2 separate regions of the Mus musculus genome follow, and region 2 is linked to region 1. Evidence: chromatin contacts called from ENCODE POLR2A ChIA-PET data. All regions are on one chromosome and are shown on one strand. The core of a region is the stretch at or near the end of the contact, and the rest is flanking DNA. Distances in the headings are between cores, read along the strand shown. Region 1 has its middle 26 kb from the start of BC039771. Region 2 overlaps Rin2 (Ras and Rab interactor 2).

Evidence for each region. ChIA-PET counts read pairs that join two places held with the same protein, here RNA polymerase II (POLR2A).
Region 2: POLR2A ChIA-PET joins it to region 1 with 15 read pairs in Patski. The contact joins two enhancer-like sites. POLR2A ChIA-PET finds 5 or more read pairs at or near these places in 2 of 5 experiments (Patski and embryonic stem cell).

What each region holds. Positions count from the first base shown.
Region 1 is chr2:145,672,790-145,678,359 of GRCm38, reverse strand. No RefSeq gene overlaps it. Among named protein-coding and RNA genes, the nearest start is that of BC039771, 26 kb to the left of the region's middle. Within about 2 kb of position 2,884, at least 1 of the 3 ENCODE cell types and tissues checked has a DNase peak (open chromatin) inside an H3K27ac peak, as active enhancers do.
Region 2 is chr2:145,856,898-145,862,467 of GRCm38, reverse strand. It overlaps Rin2 (Ras and Rab interactor 2), which reads right to left. Exons shown (of 13, transcript NM_028724.4): 8 at 3,936-4,027; 9 at 1,294-2,454. Among named protein-coding and RNA genes, the nearest start is that of Gm39954, 34 kb to the left of the region's middle. Within about 2 kb of position 2,952, at least 1 of the 3 ENCODE cell types and tissues checked has a DNase peak (open chromatin) inside an H3K27ac peak, as active enhancers do.

The DNA.
Region 1 (5,570 bases), core at 1,635-4,134:
CCATATCCTCTTCTACAAAATGTGATTTGGGTTGTGTGAGAAACAGCTGAGTTACTATTTATCCAAACAAAGATCTATGAAAACATTATCTGCTTTCTTTTGACTCATTACTGCTCTAAGGCATACATCCTGTTGTGTACTATTCAAAATGCTTCCGCACAGGGATACTCTGTTCGTTCATTCATTCATTCATTCATTCGACCCACACTCCTTCAGTGGCAAGTCACAAGGGTTAGGGTTTGGCTTTGGGAAGCTGACAGTGGAGAAGTAGAGCTCAGGGCATATGCATTGGGAGTGATATCACATATGTTCACACATGTACACACACACACATGCACGAACGTACACACACGCACACACACACACACACACACACACACACACACACACACACACACACTCTTCCAGTGGTGGTAGCTGTCTCACCAGGCAAAAGGAGGAGGAAGGCAGGGCAACCTTCCTTACTAAAACCATTAAGACTCTTGAAGGATCTTTAGACAGCCTGGATAGACCGATAGGGGTTGGACAGTACAGCAACATGTTATGGTACAGGATGCACATGAAGAGTGGGCTCAATGACGGGGATCTCCCAAAGCAACTCACCCCTGAGAAAGGATAGGATGTATCTGTCTCTAAGCAGAGGACCAGGACTTAGTTAAGTAAGGAGGTTGCTTCTAGGGAGCTAAACAACTCTTTCAGTAGGCACAAACCTTGACTTTGGAGAGGCCCTGGGGAGGGCCCCCTTGGAGGAGAATGAAAGTCACTGGGGGGTGGTGTTTTGGTTGCTTTCCTATTGCTATGATAAAACATTATGGCCAAGGCAAATTAGAGAAGGGTTTATCTAGGGCCTGCAATTCCAGAGGGATAGAGGACAGGGGTCCATCACCATGATTCAGGGAGCATGGTAATAGGCTGGCAGATATGATGGAAACAGCAGCTGAGAGCTCATATCCTGATCCACAAACAGGAAGCAGAGAGCACACTGGGAATGGCATGAATTTTGAAGCCTCAAAGTCCACTCCTAGTCCCCAGTGACATATCTCCTCCAACAGGGCCACACCTCCTCCTAATCCTTCCTAAACAGTTCCACCTACTAGAGACCAAGCATCTAAACACATGAGCCTGTTGGGTCCATTGGAATTCAAAGCAGCACGGGTGTCATCTCTCAACAAGCACTCACCTACCCTAGAGGGAACTTAATCAGAGAACCCATGCACATGAGGGCATTCCTAGGAGCTGGTTGTCCTTCTCCATCACATGCCTCAGCCTCAATGACCTAGAAAAAAAAAACCCAAACTAAAGGTCCTGTCAACGCCCTTCTTCCCAAGTCCTAAATATAAAGGCTCCTTGCAGCCCCTCTAAAAGCCAATGTCCCCTAAGGAGGTGAAAGCACTAAAGGATATGAAAGTCCAGAGACATAGGGAGCCTGAGGCCAGAAGGAAAATGAGCCCCTCTGTGCCCTTATCAAAACATCCTCCCCAGCCTGAACTAGGGGAAAGGTTAATAAAAGCTCTGCAGTCAATAAACAAGATGATGAAGAAAGCCCAGCTTGCCCAATCTGCTGCATGCCATTGTCAACCCTCATAAACCACGAAGCAGGGACAAATGGGGGCTCTGGTTCCACTGAGCAACAATGCCCCAACAAAACAGCCAGCACCTGTGTTTATTTAAAATGTTGACATTTTGCTCGTCACAGATCTTTGGAAACAAGTTTCTTTTTAAAAAGCATTGTGCTGGGGTTACTATTTATCTTAATTTCTGAGTGTTGCCAAGTGTTTATTTTTGCTTCAATATTTACAAAGTCCGGTTGGTGAATGTACCATGGTCCTAAGAAACCACAATGTGTCCAAGCTCTGCAAGAAAGTGAGGCTGCACTGTGTTCAGAGGCTGCTTTTTTTTTTTTTTTTTGCTTCTGCAGCAGAACTAGGAAAGCCCCCAGGGACTTGAGGGCTCTGAGAAGAGAGGCGCCTCTCAAGGCCCAAAGGCCGACCTTGCCTTGTATTTCTTGGCAAGGCAGCATCACTTTCCGGCTGAACTTCGGCAAACCCTGCAATGCTCCAGCCGTCGAAGAACCTCCATCGCAGGATGAGTGTGGGACGCCAAGCTCCAGGGAGCCCAGGCTAAGAGAGGAGTAACAGCTCAGAGGGGGAAACCCATAGGCCTTCAAGGGGGAAAATGGCCCTGTCCCTTCCCAGCTGGAATCCAGAACCCCTGCACTAATAGCTGTACCGCCCTCAATCACTGCCTGCAACAGCCCAAGCACCCTCCTGCCGGGGGTTCGCTGACCCCTCTGCCTCGCTGTAAGGAGAAAGTGGCGGATCACAATGTGTGCTCTGCAACTCAGCACTGTGACTCTTGGGATCTGGCCAGCACAGGCGCATTTGACACACGGCAGGCGGCGCCGCAGGTAGAACTCAACAAAGATCTCTCTACCTCCCAGCTCCTGGGTACGCTCGTATGCACACGCACCTGCACCGCCAATCATCCGGCCCTCACCCTCGGTGGCTTGCCCCCTACCCAATCTCTGCAAAGGTCAGCCGAGGACACCCCGTGATCTTCCTTGAATCCGACTCCAGAATGTCACTCTGCCTCAAGTCCTGGTGTCCTGGCTGCCCATTGCTCCTTCCACTATCGGTCCTTTAGGACCGCTGAGGACGCTAGCTGGTTGGCTCTCTCCTTATCTCAAGCGACAGTAGGGCAGTGGGGAACTGCACCTCGCGCATGGTGCCCGGTTCTCCCACTTGAGGTGTGGTCTCCGCCTCTGCCACCCCTTACCTTGCTCCCTTGGTGCAGATCTGGGAGGCGGGGGCGACCGGCAGGTCAGTGACCGAGTAGGACTAGAATTCTCCGCCCAGGAGGAGGAAGAAGAGGCCGAGGAGAGAAGGGGCGTGGCCGGAGGGAGGAGAGAAAGGCTTTGTGTGCCTCCGCCCAGCCCCTCTGAAGATCTCCTCTGGGGTCCCCTCCCAGCTTCTCTGGGACCCAGTCGGGGCGAGCTGATTGGAGTTGAAGAACAAGGCGCCTGCGCGACCCCTGGTCCCGCCTACCCTCGGGCAATCGCCGGGTTACCAGGAACTTTCAAACTGGGGCGTATGGATTGGGAATCGAAAAGTTTACCTAACCCGGAGCAAACTTGTCTGGACCCGCCCTGAACCTCCTCCGATCCACCCGGTTCCCTCTGCGCCTGTCTCCACTGCCAGAGTTTGTTTCTGGGAGGTTTCCCCTTTCTCCTTTCTTCCTCAGATGCGTGCAAGCATTAGACCGACTTCGGATCCGGGGAAAGGGCCACGCAGGCTGGAGAAGTCCAGCTGCGAGGAGATGGGGAGTTGGGTGGTGGTGGAGGGGGTGGGAGTAGTGGGGGGGGGCGTGAGGCGCGGTCCACACCCTGGGGTCGGCGATGGCGTGGCTGCTGGGGTTTGTACGCGTGCTGCCGCAGGGCACCAGTCTGGGAGATGGGGTTGGCCCTACTCTCCAAAGTCTAACCTTCGCAGGAAGGAAGGGAAGGAGCGGTGTGGGAAACGGAGACCCTGTAAGCTGAGCTAGCAATTACCTAAGTGGCCGGTGTCACAAAGAGAGTCTTAAGGGTGTTCAAAGAGACTCTTGTTTTGCCCAGAATTGGAAAAGGAATAGAGACCTTATCTTTGTATGTGCTTACTTCCCACCTAAGGCAGAGAATAGATGCTTGTGAAAGCAGGCTTCTAAATTAAAAGCGAAAACAAGCCAAAACAGTACTTACCACTCAGTACCAGCAGCCCAGCACCAGCAAAACCTAAGCCATCAACTGCACTTCTCTTTGTGTACCGAATCGCCTGCTTAATAATTTAGTAATAGCTATGCATCCGGCTGGGTTCTAAGCTTGAGATGTATTGGAGAAGAAATCATCTTCCCTCCTCTGGTGGCTATGACATGCAGAGGGATAAGGATGGGCTGGCAGAAGGGAAGTAGCGCACACCACAGGCAAATTACTGGGACATTAGACTAGATAGCGATGAAGGAAAAAAAGGATAGCTGGAACCCTCGTGTGTGTGTGTGTGTGTGTGTGTGTGTGTGTGTGTGTGTGTGTGTGTCCCAGGTTATAGAATGAAATCGTGTTGGGCTGTGGAAGACCCCTCCTGCAGGTGGTCCTGGGAAAATAAGAGAGGGAGTTTAGCAGAGTATCTGGGGGGAATGGGGGAGGGGCATAGACTCTGAGGGGAAAGATAGAAATTCGCGAGGATTTGAGCAGTGGATTTCACCATCTGCTGTAGCCGGAAACCCCAGTGTAGAAGCAGAGAAGAAAACTAGAGAGAGACAGAGAGACAGACAGAGAGACAGAGAGCGCCAGGGGGCACAGAGCAGGCTCACAGCCCTGCAGAGGCACTTGGAATCCCACCGATTTTGAAGGGACCACTGACAGTTCCTAAGCTGGATATGTGAACACAGAGTGACGGTGCTCCTGCCCCTCGTTTTCTCCAGCTCATTGAGCCTAAGAGGATGCACCTTAGTAGACAGTGGGCCCCAGGTTAGTGCTGGCCTTCACCCTTTTCTTCTGATTCTTTCATCTTACCTGCCTACAAAATTCCTTGGACACTGCTTCATGGACCACCCTTGTCTTCAGTCTCTTCAGAAAATTGGAGCCCATTTTGTCCTACTCTTCCCTCAATCTGGAAAATGTCTCAGAGTTGGGATCCATCTGTGGAGTCCCTACAGAGGAAATTCTAAATGGACCACTGCCAACATATACTTCTTTAGCATATTTCAAGATGGCTGTTCAAAGGGACTGTAGACCTGGGATAGCTCTGAAAAGCTATGCTTTGTGGGTAACTCACACCTGTAATGAAGGCATAGAGTAGTTGCAAAGAAGCTTTTCATTGCAAGAGGGAGACCAGGGTGACACCTGGCCTAGAACAGCTTTCTAGTGACTGTCACTTGGGGGAATTTCACTTCCCCAACAGAGAAACTAACGTCCTTCAGTGTCTTTAGCTCTCTTCTTTACAGTAACTCAAGCTTCCATCTCTACTGGCCAAGAATGCTGTTCTAGCTCCCGCTGTCCAGCCCCCTTATTTTGAGTCTTGCCCTTAGCAGATGGTTCCTGTTTCTACACATTAGTAAATTCATATGCATTTTCTTATCAGCGTGTTTATCACTAGTTAGTTTTGTGGGTCAAAACTGCTGAAGCTTCAGAGAGAAAAGAGAACACAGGACTTCCCTGCAGTGTCACGTTCTAAATACCAGTGTAAGTACTGAGGCTCTAGTCATACACCTGACTACACCGTGTTATTAGGATTCACGTCCACAGTATGAGGGGATGTTATAAGTGACAGAAGTGGATGTCCCGGGGGATGGAGAGATGGCTCAGTAGTTAGGAGCACTATCTGCTCTTCCAAAGGTCCTGAGTTCAATTGCCAGCAACCATATAGTGGCTCACAACCATCTGTAAAGGGATCTGATGCCCTCTTCTGGTGTGTCTGAAAACAGTTACAGTGTACACATATAAATAAAATAAATCTTAAGAAAGAAAGAAAGAAAGAAGGAAAGGAAGGAAGGAAGGAAGAAAGAAGGAAGGAAGGAAGGAAGGAAGGAAGGAAGGAAGG
Region 2 (5,570 bases), core at 1,703-4,202, 180 kb before region 1:
GGCTGCAGGGGAAAGAGGGAACTTGTGTGGATATTCTGCATTCTGCAGAAGTCTCCTGAAAATGATTTCCATTCTTAGGCGTAGCACAAAGGCACATTCCTTTCAGCCACTTTCTCTGGAGCACCCGAGCTCCTTTAGCCACGCCCAAACAGAACCCTGGGCTAGGTCAGAGTCCCACAAGAAAACAAACAAGGCTTTGAGTCTTTTGTGACCAAATCAAAGAGCTGCTCAAATTGAGAGAGAGAGAGAGAGAGAGAGAGAGAGAGAGAGAGAGAGAGAGAGAGAGAGAGAGAGAGAGAGAGAGAAACACATGCTCTACCACACACTGTTTACTACTTTTGACAAACACACCCAATCAGAAAGAAGAAATCTGAGTTTAGCTAAACCATGGAAATGTTTGTAAACTCTTGGCTGTTGCTGCCCACTGAGTGAAGTCTCTGAAATTAACCTTTTAAGAGTCAATGCGTGAAACAAAAACAAAACAACAACACGATCAACAGCAGCAGCAGCAACAACAACTACAAAAACCCTGGCTACTCCCGCCCTGGAAAAAAAGACTGCTTGCCAAATTCAAATTTGCCTTGGCAAGATGCTTACCAAAGTAACAATTCAGCTCTCCTGTGAGGTTACAAAGAAAGCATTTCCCCTTGACTCTGGAGAGAATGCCTTTCATGTGATCTTCGAATTATGTCACTTAAAGGTACACCAAATAAACTTCTCTTTCCTATTTCTTGTTTCTTCCCACACTGCCTAATACAGACTCTGTAGGATGAAAACCAACAGGGAGGTCCACTTGAGGCTGGACAGGAACAAGGTCCCTGAGGGTTGGTCTGTGTTCTTTTCTCTGGGTTGGGGGGCTTGGACACAGGTGTGCTCCCCCCACCTCGCCCCTAGTCTTCATACTCCTAGCATATGCTACAAAACAAAAGCACCCACAACCTCTGGAAAGACAGTGAAAAATACTGTCAGTAAGCATGCAGGTTACAGAAGGACGCACAGCCAGAAAATGCTCAACAGATGTGTCACACGCATAGAGCAAGAGCAGGCAGCAACTGGGACCTTTCAAAGTGGTACAACCCCCACCCCTGGATAGAATCCTTCTGCAGTTCTAAACATCTGAAGCTTGGTGTGTAGCATCTGCCTAAAAAAGGGAGATCTTTCCATTCAATTCAGATGGGAGAGTGTGTCATTTGGAACTCCAGGTTAAACTTCATCCCAGACAACTAACAGGACACACCGGCTGACAAGGGTTACAGTACATTTTATGCCTGAAATGGGTAGAAGGGCACTTACCAATTTGGTCTTCTGGGATCAGTGACTCAATAGGGGGGTCCAGTTCAGAGCTCTGAGACAAATAGTTCTTGACCTGGGTCATAAACTGCCGGATGGTCTGCAGCATATCGGTGCTGGACACATGGCACTCCTTGTTCTCCTTCAGGAAGCTCACGTAGTCCTGCACCAAGCACCCAAAATAGGTGCATTTGTCCCGGGACAGCTCGGCGATCCTGCGGACCATCCGCTTCTCAGGGGTCATGAAGGAGCTGAACACCCCGCTCATCTTTCGCAACTGGGACTTGACAAGCTTGGGCAGCACAAAAGAGCTGTTCCTCTTCTTTTTGGACTTGATGGGAGGTGCCATGGTCTCTTGGTCACTCTCCCCTTCGTAGTCCTCCAGGCTGCTGGTGGTGTCAGCCTCGTACCCATACAGAGGCATGCTCCGGTCGAACTCCAGCGAGTCGGAGGAGGAAGTGGAAAGGCTCATGTCGCTCAGCCTCTGCCTGGCTCCATGGCACGGTGGTGGCTGTGATTCAGAGCCGGGCGGCGGCGCCCTTGTGCAATCCCCGGGGGCGTCCCTAGGCGGGGCTCCACCTGCGTGCCCAGCTGTGCCCATCTCTAACTCCAGCTCTAGCTCGGGCTCCGGCTCCGACCTCCGGCTGGGCCGGCGGGCAGTCAAGGTCTTGGCGCTGCTTTCTGCTTCCAAAAAAGAAGCCTGCTTCTTCAGCCGGGGTGGAGGGATGGGAGTTGGTTTTGTTCCAAGCAGAGCTACGTTCCCATGTTTGCTATGGTTGACTGTTTCTGGCATGCTCGTCTGGGGTTCAGTCCTGGATAGCCCAGGGCTTGTGTGCAGACTATTAATAGCGGGTGGCGGGGGCCTGGGTGGGGGGGACCGAGGTCTCTCGGTGCCATTCGCGTTGGGAGTCCTTGTGCTCGGCCGCTTTGGGCCTGTGCTGAGGTCCTGGCTGTGCACTTTCAAGAAAAGAGGATTAATAAAACACAAGGCTCCGTTGGTCTGGCTGCACTCCAGCTCCGAAGGCGTCCTGGTTTTTATAGAATGCACTCCATTTATAAGGCAGAGCTGACGCAAGGAGGCAGGGCAGATGCCGGCTGAGGGAAGAGGCCTATGGGGAGGTGGGGAGTTCAGGGGTTTGTTGTCTGCCGAGGAGCTCCAAAAATCTGTAAGTCATTATCAGCAAAGACAAGAATGTAAATATAGTGCACTCGGGACATTCCTACACACACACACACACACACACACACACACACACACACACACACTGTGGGGCAACAGGGGCTTAACTTGGGGTCTGCTTTTTTCCTTTGATCCTCTCCGCCCCCCTTTCCCTTACTGGAAAGGGCATGAAGGCAGCTATGGGTTCACAGGGAGACGCCACCAGGGGCCTCTCACCTTCAAAGCCTTTGAGAAAGGTTGGCTGAGCCAACAGGCAGCTCCAGCCCAGCCCTTCACACAGGTAAGAAGGACAAAGAAAACTGGAATGAGTCCAGGATAAGCTCGTAAAAGACACGGAACTACTGAGCCTGTGCTTTTCAAAATCCCACTTAGCCTAGAGAGCAACGCCACCCTTTCCAATCTACTTCTCCCGGGTGCCCTCCAAGGAGGAGGCGGCCAGCCAAGGAATCCATCTGGCCTCCAAGTTCCCCTTTATGAGGTAGGACCAGCAGCTGGGCCTGGGGGATATTACACAACCTACTTGTGGTTTTACAGATTCAGCATTAAAACCCAACAAAGAGGGAAAACGGCATTCAAGGGTCCCATCCCTACAGGGGGTAGACTAGGGATACAGAGTGAGTGTGTGTGTCTGTGTGTGTGTGTGTTCATATTAGGTTCTAGACATCAAACACTGTGTAGTCTGATTGTCAACCTATCCAAAAACCAAAGTCCTAAAATCTTAAAAAGAATTCTCTTTCCATCTAGGAGGAAAATATTTTAACTAAAGTTAAACTCATACTGATTCTGCCAGAGCATTGGGGTAAAGTCAAACCAGGTGAACTGTGTGTATTGTCAGCCACTGTGTGGTAGAATCTTGCTGTGGGGTGGGGGTGGGGCGACTAGCAGAAGCAGACTTACAGTGAGTCCCACCTGCCTGAGTAAGGACCTTAGGTAGGATGAGGGACATGGCCCACAGCAGTGTGTGTGTGTGTGTGTGTGTGTGTGTGTGTGTGTGTGTGTGTGTGTGTGTATAGCTGATTAAGAGGGGAAGAGACAGGTGTCATTAAGAGATCTTCATCCTTACTCTCCTCACAGCACCAGAGTAGCAGAGGTGCCTCTGTACCACTGAGGATAAAAGCCCCACACTGCACCTCTCTTTCCCTTAGTGCTGCCTTTCCCCAGAAAGACGCCACAGGAAGGGAAGGCTCTGGCATCTCAAACAGGCTTATGCTGAGCTCACTACTTCTGGGGAGCCCTGCTAGTTTGATGAGAGGAGATTTAGGGGTTACCGAGGCACACTTAGCTCCAGTATTTGAGAGTCGGATGGGCATTGGGTAATGAATCCTAGAAAATGTGACTCAGGGACCTCATGGTTCCATGAGCTGCATTTTGTTATGGAAGTGAGATTCTTACAAGTGTTTTTGATGTAGCATGGGGCCACAAGGGATTCATTTTAAGATAGAGCCATGCACGGACACCCACTTACTTAGTCCCAGTTGGGCTAGTTCTTCAAGCTGAGACTCCGTCTTGGCTGTTGAAATGGCATAAGGCAGCTTCAAGGTGAATGGCAAAACGTCCCTGTTGCAAGCAAAATGGAGAGAGAGAAGGTTTGTAATTACTTGGCTGGTGACTCTCTCTTACATTATTATTATTATTATTTTTTTACTCTGGAAATGTTTCATCTTAAACCGTCGAAAACATCTCAAGTGGACACCATACCACACGCAACCAGACCTTCTCTCTTTTTGGTGACTCTCATCTGATTTATCCCACTGTGGGACAGGCCGAGACACAAGGCTGCTTGATTGAATCTGTGCCAATGATCAAGTCTCCCTGATGGGTAGCATTAGGGGTGCAGAGTTCAATATCAGAATGATTATGCTGGCAATCTCATCACTCCTGCAATGCAGGGTGACCCGCTTGGCGAGATGCCAACCCTCGTGTTGCACTCTTCCTCTCTAGACAGGGACATTCGATCATCAATCCCCATCACCTTACAGGCAGCAGGCGCTCAGCAAGTGAGTATCTGCTGGCAAGGAAGTATCGAATGCAGTTTCACTGTGCCACATTCCAACTGGAGATCACTCGTGTGACCTCTGTGTGCTGGAAATGAAAGTCTCTACTGTGTTTTACAGCTGATGTGCTCTAACTTGGATGTACACATACATAGGTCTCGGGGGGCGGGGGGTGTCAGTCTAGTCATATTACAAATTGCATACTTAGATTCAGGCAATATGGGTGGGACTCCCAGGTCATGGATGTCACTTGCCATTGGATCAACCTTCGAAGGTAAGTTTCAGGTGCCTCATGTCAACAACCATCAAAGATCATGGCACCATGTGCTGATGTGCCATATGCAGAGGGGACCCAGAGAGTGACAAGCCTAATAGGAAAGCACCAAGCCGACAACAGGATCCTGCCATGGTCAGGGCATAAAGTCTTCAGGAGCAAATGCATGGGCCATGGTATGTTTCTCAGACAGGGGAGAGGCAGATGGAAGAAACAGCTGCTCATTTTCATCTGCAAGGCTGAGAACCAAGCTCTTAGAACTCATAAGGTTAACACAGGTGTCAGCACAAGCCCCTGTCCAGGTGAATGTCATATTCAAAGACAACAGTGACCCAAACAAAAAGGTGTTATTTATTTATTTATTGATAGTGTTGTTAGACTTATAAAAATTAATTATCTACTCCTTCACTCCACAAATGTTTATTATCAGCTAGGAGAAACAGACATTGTTCTGGGCTAGGAAGAAAACACACGTCCCTGCCAGAGGAGAGAACCAAGACAATGAACACTACCAGGATATAAACAAGTAAGCTATGTACAGAATTTATGGGAAGGGCCACAGACCATGGGAAAACATGTGTGAAGGGGAAACAGACTGCTTGAAGCCAGGTGTTAGGAGGCACGCTTGCAGCACTGTGTATGACAAGGAGGCTTAAGCAGGAGGATCAGAAGTTCCAGGCCAGCTGGAATTTGCCACACAGCAAATTCCAGAACAGCCTGCCTCAAAAATAAAATAAATAAAAATAAAAATATAAGAGGGCCAGCCAGTGAGATGGCCTAGTGAATAAAGGTTGTTGCTATGCCAACCTGGACACCCGAGCTTGATCCAAAA